Linked DNA regions of Homo sapiens: all the other regions are linked to region 1. Evidence: read pairs that join two places in POLR2A ChIA-PET (ENCODE). Cell type or tissue: PC-9. All regions are shown on one strand.

The links. Peaks named below come from ENCODE experiments on the same cell type or tissue, not always from the same donor. Only the 100,000 strongest peaks of a DNase experiment are listed, where the experiment ranks them.
Region 2: POLR2A ChIA-PET joins it to region 1 with 6 read pairs; 1 of 35 experiments calls an interaction of 5 or more read pairs at or near these places.
Region 3: POLR2A ChIA-PET joins it to region 1 with 6 read pairs; 2 of 35 experiments call an interaction of 5 or more read pairs at or near these places.

What each region holds. Positions count from the first base shown.
Region 1 is chr22:46,933,090-46,937,089 of GRCh38, forward strand. All of the region lies in intron 8 of TBC1D22A (TBC1 domain family member 22A), which reads left to right. Among named protein-coding and RNA genes, the nearest start is that of TBC1D22A-AS1, 19 kb to the left of the region's middle. RefSeq lists enhancers at 437-486, 497-666, 1,200-2,399, 2,766-3,331. In PC-9, no CTCF peak of the experiment used is centred here; a DNase peak (open chromatin) is centred at 2,002; H3K27ac peaks cover 424 bases.
Region 2 is chr22:47,273,579-47,277,578 of GRCh38, forward strand. No RefSeq gene overlaps it. Among named protein-coding and RNA genes, the nearest start is that of LINC01644, 210 kb to the right of the region's middle. In PC-9, CTCF peaks have their summits at 2,327 and 2,528; a DNase peak (open chromatin) is centred at 2,283; H3K27me3 peaks cover 2,896 bases.
Region 3 is chr22:46,982,973-46,986,972 of GRCh38, forward strand. All of the region lies in intron 9 of TBC1D22A (TBC1 domain family member 22A), which reads left to right. Among named protein-coding and RNA genes, the nearest start is that of TBC1D22A-AS1, 69 kb to the left of the region's middle. RefSeq lists an enhancer at 7-507. In PC-9, no CTCF peak of the experiment used is centred here; a DNase peak (open chromatin) is centred at 2,439; H3K27ac peaks cover 838 bases.

The sequences.
Region 1 (4,000 bases):
TCTTCTGCTACTTGCATTTCCTCCCTCTGGAAATTTTACATTTTCTGCCTAGCACCCATCTGCCTTCCATTCCTATCTTTGAGCTGTTAGGATCCATCAGCAGTTCTAGCAGGTGGCATTCTTCTCAGGACCACTTTCTCCAAATAAACAAAAGTTAATCATGATCACAACCACAGCGTGTGCTCTGAGCAGAGGGCAGAGGACAGTCAAGGTGAGGTGCAGGTCCTGGGCCTCAGGTGGGCCTTCCCATTAGGTAAGCAGTGTCTTCCGATCCTCAGTAGAAGGAGAGGTTTCTCCAGGTCCAGGATTTTCAGCATGGCTTGGAATTAGTCGAAGCCATGGAGATGAATTGAGGTGTGTGAAAGTTCTGCTCTTGGACAGGGCTTTCTCTTGGCCAACCCAGTGGGAGGGAAACGAGGCAGTCTCTGATGGGGTGAGAGGAAGTTCTTCTTCCTCTCCTGAGTCTCTGCCCTCTCTGGCCTCTTCCACACAGGGATGCTATTTAATTCTGAGGACAGAGACAGGGAGAGACCACTGGGGGGGGGTTGGCCCCCTGTGCCAGGGTGGCACTGGCCGGCAGCCTCTGCACTCAGATGCGTGTGTTCTCTCTCTGCACTGCCCGGGGCGGGTGTTGACTGCAGCCACGTGGCCCCTGAGCACGGGAAATGTGACCAGCACCACTGAAGGTTCAGTTCTGTTTCATTTTCATTTATTTCAAATTAAGTAGCCACACGTGGCTTGGTTCTGGTCTTGGGAAACACAGCTTTAGTGTGAGAGGAAGCAGAGGTGGGGACAGGGGTGTGGGGATGAGCCAGGCTGAGTTGAGGCTGTGTGGCCAGGTGGTCTCCAGCGTTTAGCCTTTTCACACTTGAGAAAGCTGGACTCCCACTTTGTGGGGTGTGGGAGTTTATATTTGATATGTGCCTTTTAATATTTTCTTTTTTCTATTTGCTTTTCTTGCCATCTTTATCTTCTCGAAAGGAAAAACAAAATGGCACAGGCAAGGCTTTTTGACCCAGTGAATGGGTGAGTTTGCAGACTTTTTATTTCTCATGATCCAAGTAAGGATTTGTAGTTTTCATGATCAAAATTAAATTTTCTCTTTGCAGATAACTAAGGAATCTACTTTACCTTGAAATTTTAAGTACCAGGGAAAAAGGACATGAGAGTTATGTGTTTATCAAAAGTGGAGACACTCAAGTGCGTAGCAGAAGGCACTGGGCTTTGGAGTCCTGGAAACCTCGGTTACATTCTCAGCCTTCGTGCTCTGGGGTGTGTGGTACGCGTGGGCACGCACCCTTTCTCAGTGCCGTAAACTCGGGCCAGTGGGAGTAGTGAGTATCTTGGAGGGTTGTTAGGAAAGTTAAAGACTCCAGTGTGCAGTTGGCTGTCAGCAAATTGCAGCTCCTTTCACTTGCCAGAGAGAGCAGGAGTCTCTCACCATCCCCCAAATCGTCTATACTACTCTTGGGGAAGACTCTTCTTTTTTAGGACTCACTTCATAAGACGGCAAGGACTCTGCCATTGCAGTCCCTTGGCAGTAGTGATGGAGTCCTGAGGGTGAGGCGCGTCCATGCTCTAGCCCGGGGACACGTCACCCACTTCCAGGAAGGGTCTGCTCTAAGTCTGTCTCCTCTCTGGTTCAGTGCAGGGCAATGCGTGCCGCCCCCGCTCAGCGTTGCCTCGAGTGTTGGTGTTACGCTGCTGGAGAGGGAGCAGCTCATGTGAAATATGGTCTGCCCACCCTTCGCCTGTCCAGGGGCCCTCCCTGGGCTCAGGGGCCATCAGCGTGTGGTGGCCACAGCGTTTTCACAAGGCCAGCTTGCCTGGTGAAGGGAGAGGGTGGGGAGGGGAGGTGAGTCTCCTTTAGAAAGCTGTTTGATATCATGGTTAGAGGTTTGGTGGTTTCAGTTAACTTGATTTTCTGTTCAATAGGGGCCTGGGTGTGCTGGGCTTCCTCTGAGTGTCTCATCATGCAGGTTTTCAGGGTGAGTCATCTGTGTGTCAGGCACAGCTGGTCACTGATATGACTCCCCAAGCAATGAAGGCATCAGTAGGTTTCGAAAGTGGCCTTAAGAAGGTACAAGTAATATTACCTCTGATGTCAGCCAAGCAGAGTAGAGTCCAACATTAGCACCTTCTCTCCTGTAGCTCACATTCAGAGGGCTGGGACGAAGCCCCTGTATTTCAGCAAATTAGAAACTTTGGTTGAACATTCAGGACTCTAAGTGATATCCTGGAGTACATGAGAAAAAATGGGAATTCTTGTTAAAAAGTGAGTCAAAAAAATTATAATCCTGAAGTTGCCTCTGGGTTACTGAGTTCGCACAGTGAATTCAGATGCACCCCCACTCCCCCGCAGCCCCTGTCACAAGGGCCGTATGGGCAGTTTGAAAATACAGTTAGAAACCATGAAGCTTCAGAAAGTTCTTGGAAAATGACCAGTCATTAAATGGATTCAAAGCTCGAAGTTTGGGTGACATTTCTCCCTGTGATTCCGTCTCGCCCCCCTCCTTTCCGAGTCTAGGAGTCTTGCAGCGGTCACTTCCCCAGGCGGCTCTGCTGCTGTGCTATGGGCCGTCTGTGGGCTGGAACCAGTTAGACTTCCTCCCTGTCCTTCTATCCCATTCTCTTCCTCAAAGATGCCCGTGTCTCTGTAGCCTTTGCTGTCGCGCTGTCTCCTGGGCCCTCCTCTGAACTCTGAACCCATGTCTCTGTAGCCTTTGCTGTTGTGCTGTCTCCTGGCCCCTCCTCTGAACTCTGACCCCGTGTCTCTGTAGCCTTTGCTGTCGCGCTGTCTCCTGGCCCCTCCTCTGAACTCTGAACCCATGACTCTGTAGCCTTTGCTGTTGTGCTGTCTCCTGGCCCCTCCTCTGAACTCTGAAGCGCTGTGCTTATGCAACTGTTTGCTGTCACTTGATCACTGTCAGCATTGGATTATTCTGTCCTCATCAGCTTTTGAGTTAATGCCAGGCTCTGAGTGCCTCATCCTCAGCACTGTTCCACCTTAGTGGAGAATTTATTAGGTGCCAGAGGGTGCCGGGCATGTGCTGGTCACCTTGACACTCATGGTTCTTTCCTTGAGTTGTCCCCTCACCTGTGATGGCTGTAGGGACTTGTTGCCTTTGCGCTGTGATTGGGTGAGGCCTGGGAGCCTCAGTGTGGTGGGTCCTCCTGGGGCCAGGCTCCTCGCGGTTCTGCACGCCCTCTTCCTGGGGCCAGGCTCCTCGCAGTTCTGCACGCCCTCGTCCTGGGGCCAGGCTCCTCGTGGTTCTGCATGCCCTCGTGGCTCCCCGCACAGCCTCCCTGCTGGGGAGCTTTCAGGATTCCTCCAGAAGCAACTCAGAATATACAGGCAGTGCCCCAAACAGTACATAGCACATCTCTTTAATGAACTGTGCCCGCTGGGGCCTGGGGCCAGGGCCGGCATTCCCATCCTCCTTTGATGATCTCCATTACCAAACAATTTTGGCGGACAGCCTGACAAGCGGAGCGTGAGACAGACTCATGGTAATTATGGATCTTTCTGTCGGATTCTGGACAAGGGCTGTCAGTTAACCGCTCAGGCTCTGCAATGGAGCCCTGAACAAAAGAATCAGGTGTGAACGGGAGCCTCACTCTGCGAGGACACACAGCCCAGTAGGGCAGAAAGTTATTCTTGAGTATTTACCAGGCTGGCAAGGAGCAGTATTTACCCTGCTCTTCGTAAGCCACACTGACCTAGTCTGCAGCAGTTTTAAAGTTTTTAACTCAAAGTAAAAACAAAACTACTCACCAAAAAGCAAACTCACAAAAATAAACGAATGAGACTAGTCTTGGGGACTGAAAATTGTTTCAAAATCTCTAAGTGTACAGCTGTTCTTGAGATTAATGTTTTCAGCTGACAGTCATCATGCTTGGCTTTTTTGTGGGGGGCAGTGACAGATAGGGTTCTTCTGTGGTCTCCTGAGGAGGGCCGCAGGGATTTGCATTCCGGCACAGGTATGCTCTGCGCTTTGCT
Region 2 (4,000 bases), 340 kb after region 1:
GAGAGCGCAGACTCTCAGCATGACTTGGAAAGAGGTCTTCCTAACAGCAAAATGGAAAAGATACGTAAATGATGGGCTGGGTGGGAGCTGCTGCACCCTGATACTGGCGGGAGGAACTTGGCAATGGCCCGGCTTTTCTCCCACCCAAGGGTTTTCTCCTCTCAAACCCTCTATCTCCAAAGCAGCATCTGCCTGAGACAGATGCTGGCACAGCCCACTCGCCTTGGCATTCTGGGTTCAAGGTCATACAGAAGGTCAGGTGGGGATGTACTTTCTGGGGTGTTTAGAACTTGTCAGGGGCCAGGCCTGGATTGGAGTGAGAGGGGCACCCAGGGGTTCCTTAATAACTGACTTTTGTGGTGTTTTTATAGTATCCAGTGCCCTAAAGTGCCCAGAGTAGGGGCCCTCCTCCTATAGAGGCAGGAGCCTGACTTGTCCCATCCTTCCTTTGCTTTTCTGGAGCCTCCAGGGATGCTCTGTTGTGCAGTAGTGAAGGCTCAAGGAACAAGCACAGAGGTGATGTGTAAGGAAGGGCAGTATCGTCCTTCAGATGAAGAGTTCCAGAGAAGACACAGCCAATGGCCTCTGAGCCACCGTCTGACTTCAGCTTCCCGAGGGTTCACGGGAGTCTCCCTTGGGGAAATCCGTGGGCAAGACCTGTTGGCGAAGCCAGGGCTCCCCACATTTGAGGCATCCATAAATGCCACAGGGTGGCCCTGTGCTTTGGTTTCTGGGATTCTAGACTACGTCATGGCAGAACCCCGCTGCAGAGTGTCTCATGTGCTCTCAGCTGGTCCTGCCAGCGGAAGATGGAGGGAAGGTTGGGGCTCTTTCTGTCTATGGCCAAGACAAGCCCTGGTCACAGCTGGGCAGTGTCGCCTGGGCACCATGTTCTTAGTTCAAAGGATGGTGTGGTGACCTGGAGCAGCGAGCGTGGTACAATCTATTAATATTCTAATATCCCAAGGTCTGTCTCTTGGGCCACACGCTCCCAGACTGGCCTTTGGCCGTCCATGGCTGGAGCACAGCTGTCAATCTTGGAGCTCCCCTCACCCCCTCCTGGGGCTCCTCCTCTTCCCTCCTGTGGGGTCATCTCACTCTAGGCCCTGCGCACCCCACAGCGGCTTCCTGCGTCTCATCTCTTCCCCTTTCTCCTTTCACACTTTTGTTTGGGCAGAGTCTCCCACCAGTATCTGCTTGAGGAATGACGTATGGAAGTTAAATTTTTGAGACCCTGTAGGTCTGAAACTCTCATTATTTTACTCTCATACTTGATTGTCAGTTTTCCCTAGCTGGGAATTATCTTCCCTGAGAATCTGGAAGGCTTTGCTTCGCCACGTTCTAGATTTCAGGGTTGTTGCTGAGATGGCTGAATCTGTTTTGCTTTCTGGTTCTTGTATGTGACCTGTTTTCTTCCCCCCTTTCTTTGCCCCATGTGGTAGGCTATAGAGACTTCTCGTGTCCTGGGCTCTGAAACGGTGAAGTGTCCTGGTGTGAGTTTGTTTTCTTCTGTGGTGTTTGGTACCTGAAGGCCTTTTCAGTTTGTCAATGGGTCATCTTCCTTCTTGGGGAATGTTGGTGCCTTTTTAATGATTTCTGTTCCTCCATTTTCTTTGGAACGCTTGGTTTTGTTTCCTGGATGCAATATCTTCTTTCTCTGAGAATATTAAAGATGTTTCTGGAAGTTATCTTCTCCTTCAGTCTTTGCTTCCTCCCGCTGAGCTTTGCTGTGTGTGTCTCAGGGTTTAATTTGTCTGTGTTCCGTGCTGGAGGCAGATGTCTCTTGATCCTTGGAGCTCAGCTGAGCATTAGGAATGGGGGTCTAAGAAGCTGATTGGAAGCTCTGAGCTTGGGTGTGGCTGGTCAACACTGACTCATTGTAGGGCCATCTAGGTAGACCAAGTTTCGGGGGACCCCAGCTGTCAGGAGTTTGGGACTTTCCCCTTGCACTAGTTACAGCTCCAGGGTGGTTCTTCCAGCCTCCTTTCTGTAGGGAGCAGGGCTGGCTACCGCCTGAGTGGTGTGGGGGGATTTCTGCATGCAGAACCCACTCCTGCTTTCCCAGAACCCGCGCCATCCATGTTCGGGGGTGCCCAATCCAGAATCTGTTTACCTGCTTCAGAGAGCAAGCCTCCAGTCTCCACCAGGACAGACGTGAGGCAGTCCCCCAGCCCCAGAGGTGAGGAGAGGATCCAGCTTTTACAGCTTCTGTCTCAACTGTCACCCAGTTCCGGGAGTGCCCGGTCCTCTCAGTTACCAGCCCTCTGGCCAGTTCTCAGATTTCAAGCTGCAGATTTGGGGTTTGGCTTCCTCAGTCCTGCCAAGCCACCTACTGTGCAGTGACTGCTTTGCAGCTTCCAGCATTTTGTTGTGGCGCCTTTGAGCCTGTTCTCCTGTATCTTAAAACCTCTCTCCACTGCTGTTTTGGTGGAGCCTTGGGGCTTTGGGAATGAGGGAAGTGTTTTCTTGGCTTTCTAAATTGGAATTGCCAAGAGTCCACTTCCTCACTGAGATAGCTGAGGAGGGGAGGCAGGCCCAGGGCTTCTGGTGCCCGATGCCGTTGTGACCTGGAGAGGGCCTGTTGGAAAAGAAAGAGTGAAGTCAAGAGGTGGTGATGGGAGGCAGATTTCTGACAAACTGCTGAATTCAGCCATTCCTCAAGCCAACCACACCCTCAGTGCCCAGAAATGTGAGCCAGCACATCCCATTTCTGTTGTTTTTGTTTGTCTAGTCTCGTTTTATTTGGAATTCTGCCATGTGCAGTGGAAGGAGCTCTCGCCAGTCCTTGTTGTAACTTTAAGTTTTCTCTAAAGTTTATCTTCCGGGTCTGCCATGTCCTCCCTCCACATGAGTGCAATTCACACAGGACCTTCTCTGAGACACCTTCTCTGGCCAGCCCACTACACCAGCACCCTCTGCTCCTTCTGCCTTCTGACCGGGCTGGTTTTTCTGGCTTCCCCCACTGGGCCAGGACCCCTCCAGAGACACTCGTGAAACTGTATGTCGCCTGCATTCAGAGAACTGCACATGGTATGATAAGATGGTAGAGAAGGGCTCAGGTAACTACAGCCGGTGGGCCCGTGGTCTGTTTTTTTTCAATAAAGCTTTATTGGAACTCAGCCACGTTCATTTGATTAGATATTGTTGATGCTACCTTCACTCTACCATGGCAGGTTTAAGTAGTTACGACAGAGTGTGAAGTGTTTACTACCTGGGTCTCGACGGAACAAGTGCCTGAGAATCTGACAACGCAGCAGAGGTGTGTTCACACCTGGGCATTGTCGCCTACTCGTTGTGTGACGTTGGGCAGGAATTTAGCCTCTCTGAGCTACAGTCTGCTTATTTTCAAGCGGGTACCCACCTCATGGGTTGTTGAGATTCAGTGCAGTAACAGATTATGCTAAGCCGGACGCCTTGAGGCCCTGAGCCCAAGGGGCTGGCCTCTGAACCCAGTGTTAGTGAAGTTCTCCTCAGCCGTGTCCACCTGGTGTCCTCAGCATCTGTGACCTGGTCCCCGAGTGAGTCAGTGGGGTGAGCAGCAGGCCAGGGCTCCCCTGTTCCCTGCTGCCGGGGTCCAGGTGCCAGAGGGGATGAGACCCAAATCTTCTCCCTGCTGCACACAGGCGGGCTTCCCCGGGCTGCGAGAGTGGGACGGGTGCCAAGTCTCCTCCTTTGCCTGTTCGTACCCTCAGCACCTCTCCCCTCGGTGACAGCTGACCAGGTGCAAACCTGCGTGGGGCCATCACCGAGCAGGGTCACACTCACAGTGGGTGCTGAGTGGCACCCAGGAACTCAAGACGGCCGCTGAACACATGGTGAGAACCACAAATTTGCAGGCTTAGACTCCCCCGGTTACACTGTCTCTCCATGTTCTGGAACATCCTGAGCTCTGTGACTCCCCCTCCCTGCCCACTGGGAGAACAACCTCTCTGTGGGCCTCTGTGAGAGAGAATGGACATTCTAGAAGAGCAGGCAGGGGTCTCCTGCCAGTGGCTGGGTC
Region 3 (4,000 bases), 50 kb after region 1:
CCTGGGAAGAACCTTTGTGGCACCGCAGTAAGAAGCATTATGTAGGAATGCTGCACTTGTAGTCATCGGGTCTGGGCTCAACATTTTCCACCTGCGTGACCGTGTTAGTGACTCCAGTTGGATGGGTTCATCTTGAGAGTGAATGAGGTTGTGAGACAAGTCCTGTATTTTGTGGTGCAATGGGTGGCTTGGATCTGGCACGGCAGACCATCTGGTCAGAGGTTTCCACAGTGCAGGAGGGTGCCCAGGCTGGCTTGTGGGCAGACAGCTGTGAGGTGGGGCAGGGGTGGGTTTCCCTCAAGGTGGGACACCACTAAGTGCAGGAGTGATGACCTTGAGCCTCCCATTTAAGCGTCATGGGGACTAATCCTCAATGTTGAGGACAGAATTTCTGTGTTTTCTTCCTGAGTTGTGTGGTAGCTTTGATTGTAAGTACTTTTAAAAATTCAGATAAGTTTAATTTGGAGAAATAATTTCTTTCTTGTCTTTATTTTTCACTTTCTTTCCTGATTGGGCTTTCTGCCCATTTGCCTGAGTTTCACTCTGTGTGTGTCTTGTTCTCTGGGTGATGTGAGTTGGGTGGGTGTGCACAGGTTGACCGTGTGTGGGTTTCCGGGGTTCTGGCTTTCTGGAGTAACCTGGGATGTGAGGTTGGAGGGAGGGTCCTTTGTGGCTCCCCCAACCAGCTGGCAGAGTAGCTGGTGCCAGAATGAGAAGACCAGGTTTTTTTTTTTTTTATATTTTATTTTTTTTCTACCAAGTGCACTATGAAGGTTCCAGCCAGATACTTAATTAAAAAAAAAATAATTTGGTGGGCTGTTTCTTTCAGTGGTTTCATGGATGTGTCCTTTTAATGCTATTTGGTATTAGTAGCTATGTTTCGGGGATGATTTTTAGTGTAGATCACAGAAACACACCTGGGCCGATTCCAGCTGAGGGAACACTTCTTTAAGAAGGATTGCTTTAACACAGCATGTTGGCTTCGGGGCCTGAAGATAACTGGCTTTGAGTGTGTGCTTTCTGGGCAGTGGAAGCTGCTGACCTAGTGCTATTTCAGCCCCTCCCTCTCTCTGGGGGTTTAAACTTGGTATCCAGTGAGAAGTTCCAGGCTGGGCTGGGCACGGTGGCTCATGCCTGTAATCCCAGCACTTTGGGAGGCCGAAGTGGGTGGATCACCTGAGGTCAGGAGTTCAAGACCAGCCTGGCCAACATGGTAAAACCCTGTCTCTATTAAAAATACAAAAATTAGCCGGGCATGGTGGCGCGCGCCTGTAATCCCATCTACTTGGGAGGCTGAGGCAGGAGAATTGCTTGAACCTGGGAGACAGAGGTTGCAGTGAGCCGAGATCGAGCCACTGCCCTCCAGCCGGGGCGACAGAACCAGACTCCATCTCAAAAAAAAAAAAAAAAAAAAAAAAAAAAAAAAAAAAAAAAGAGAAGTTCCAGGCTGGATGAGGCCCTCTCAGGCTTTTAGGGGATTATTCTTGCACTTTTGCCAGTCTTTTCATTTCACTAACAGCACTCATGCCAAGGTTGTCGGTTCGCTATTACTTCTTGAATTACAGCTTCCATATTTGCCTACCCTGAAGTCATACTGCTACTCTTAGGTTCACTACTGAACAGGACAATTTCTTTGAGTAGAAAAGAACCATTGCCTTTTATAATTAGTCATTTACATTTCCTTTCCTTGGGGAAGAATTATTGAATTCCAAGAACTGTTTGGTGGCATGGAGGTAATAGGAATATTGGGGAAAGTGACTAAATTATCTCAGAACTTGTCAGAGAAAAGGCCAGAAACGCAGTGGCGTCATGACTCCTTTAGAGAAAGGTCAGGAAACGGCCAGGCCCATGACTCGGGGTGGAGTGGACTCTGCCTGTGAGCAGGTATTGCCCTTCAGGTGGGGCTGGCGTGAGTTGACCATTGATGTTAATACCAGGGAGGCGACAGGGTAGTTGGGGGAAGCCCTGTCCTGCACACTAAGCTGGGGAGATGTGTGGCTTCTTACAGTGCTTGCTCCCAGAGGGGGCCAGCCAAAGGCAGTTGAGGGGGGAGCCTCCGCCATGAGTTCAGGAGCCTCTGCCATGAGCTCAGGCAGCTGGAACTTAGAATGGACTAAGCCCCGGGGATGTTGTTATCTGAAAGAGAATAACAAAGGAAGGACTGGTCTGATGCCCAGGAAGTTGGCAGAGAGAAAGCGCACTCCAGCTGAGCTCTGATTTGGCATTTGTTGTATACGTCAAGAAGCAGAGTCTTCACCTGGACGGGGCAGTGGAGCGCTTGGTGGAGGCCTGGGGTGGGGGAATGAATGCCTGGAGCGCCGAGTCCGTTTAGATGTGTCAAATCCACACCTGCCCCAGATGCCGGCTCAACTGTGCCCCTGTGGGGAAGAATCTCAGATACATGATTTCAGAGCCCCAGTCAATAAAATTGAGGACTCCTGCCAAGATTTTAGAAAGGTTTATTAAACAGAAAAGAATGTGTTAGTCACTGGGCTCTGACAGAAGGTTCATTAAGAATGAATCATTGAGCAGCAAGCAATTTAAAAATGAAAATTAAAAAATTCAATTTACAGTAGCTTTGAAAACCCTAAGAATCCGTGTCGTTGCCTGAATGAATAGTTGATTCCTTTTAATTACTAAGTAATACTCCACCGTGTGAATCTATCACAGTTTATCCATCCTCCTGTTGGTGGCAGCCGAGGCTGTTTCTGGTCTTGGGCTGTTGTGAATAACATTTCTGTGAACACTCATGTCCACATCTTCTTCTAGTGGCCTGTTAAGTTCTGGCTGTTCCACGTCAGAATGCGATTTCTCCAACACTGCGTTCCCCACAGGGTCTTCATTTATTCCGATTCTGATAGCAATCCTTTGTCAAGACAGATATTTTGAGAATGTTTGCTTCTGTGGCTTGTCACTTCATTTCATTAACAATGTCTTCTATGAGCCAACAGTTTCAACTTTGATAAAATCGAATTTATCATTTTTTTTCTTTTGTGGTAATAGTTTTCTGTGTCCTGCCTACCTCCACAATGCCAACATATACCCATGTTATGATTGATAATTTTAGTTTTTTGGTTTTAGGTCTACAACCTAGCTTGACTTAATTTCTGTATATGGTGTAAGGAAGATGTCAGGCTTCATTTTTTCCTCTACAGATATCCTGGTGAACATAATGCCATTTGTTGAAAACAGTTTTGTCCTATTTCACTTTTGCTGAAAATTAGATGATTGTATAGGTGTGTGTCTGTTTCGGGACACACTGTTTTGTCCCATTGACGTACAAATGGATCTTAATCCAGTTCACACTGTCTTCATTACTGCAGATTTTCATGGGTTGGGTAAGGCCAGTCCTCTTTGTTCTTTTAAAAAATTAAGTATTTTTGGTCCTTTGCATTTTTATATAAAGTTTGCTTTTGCCACTTCCTACAAAAAAAAAAAAAGCCTGTTGAGATTTTGAATGAGAATATGTGGAATTGTATGTCAGTTTCCCTCATACTGACAATATTAGCAATATTGAGTCTTCTTACCCGTGAGCGTAGTGTATTTCTTAATTTATTTAGATATTCTTTAATTTATCCTCACAAACATTTTGCAGTTTTTGGTATAGGGTTTTGCTCATACTTTGTCAAATTTGTTTCTGAATATTTTGTTTTTTTCTGACGTTCCTTCAAATGGCATAGCTTTGTTGGTATTTTTTGCTACTGATTTGTAGTAAATCAATTTTGGATTGATATGCTAGGGGTATATACAAATACAGTTGATTTTTGCAAGCGGACAGCTTTCCAGGGACTGCTGTAGCATAACAAATGACTCCCAAACCCTCTGACTGGAGGCAGCCATGCCTTTGTGCTCTCGGGCTCTGTGGGTCAGGATCTCTGTCAGGGCATGGTGTGGACGGCTGATTTGCGCACCATGATGTCTGGAATCTCAGGTGGTGGCTGGAAGCATCTAGACTCCCGTTCATTTAAGAGCCTGGCGCCCTGGGCCTACGTGACTCTAA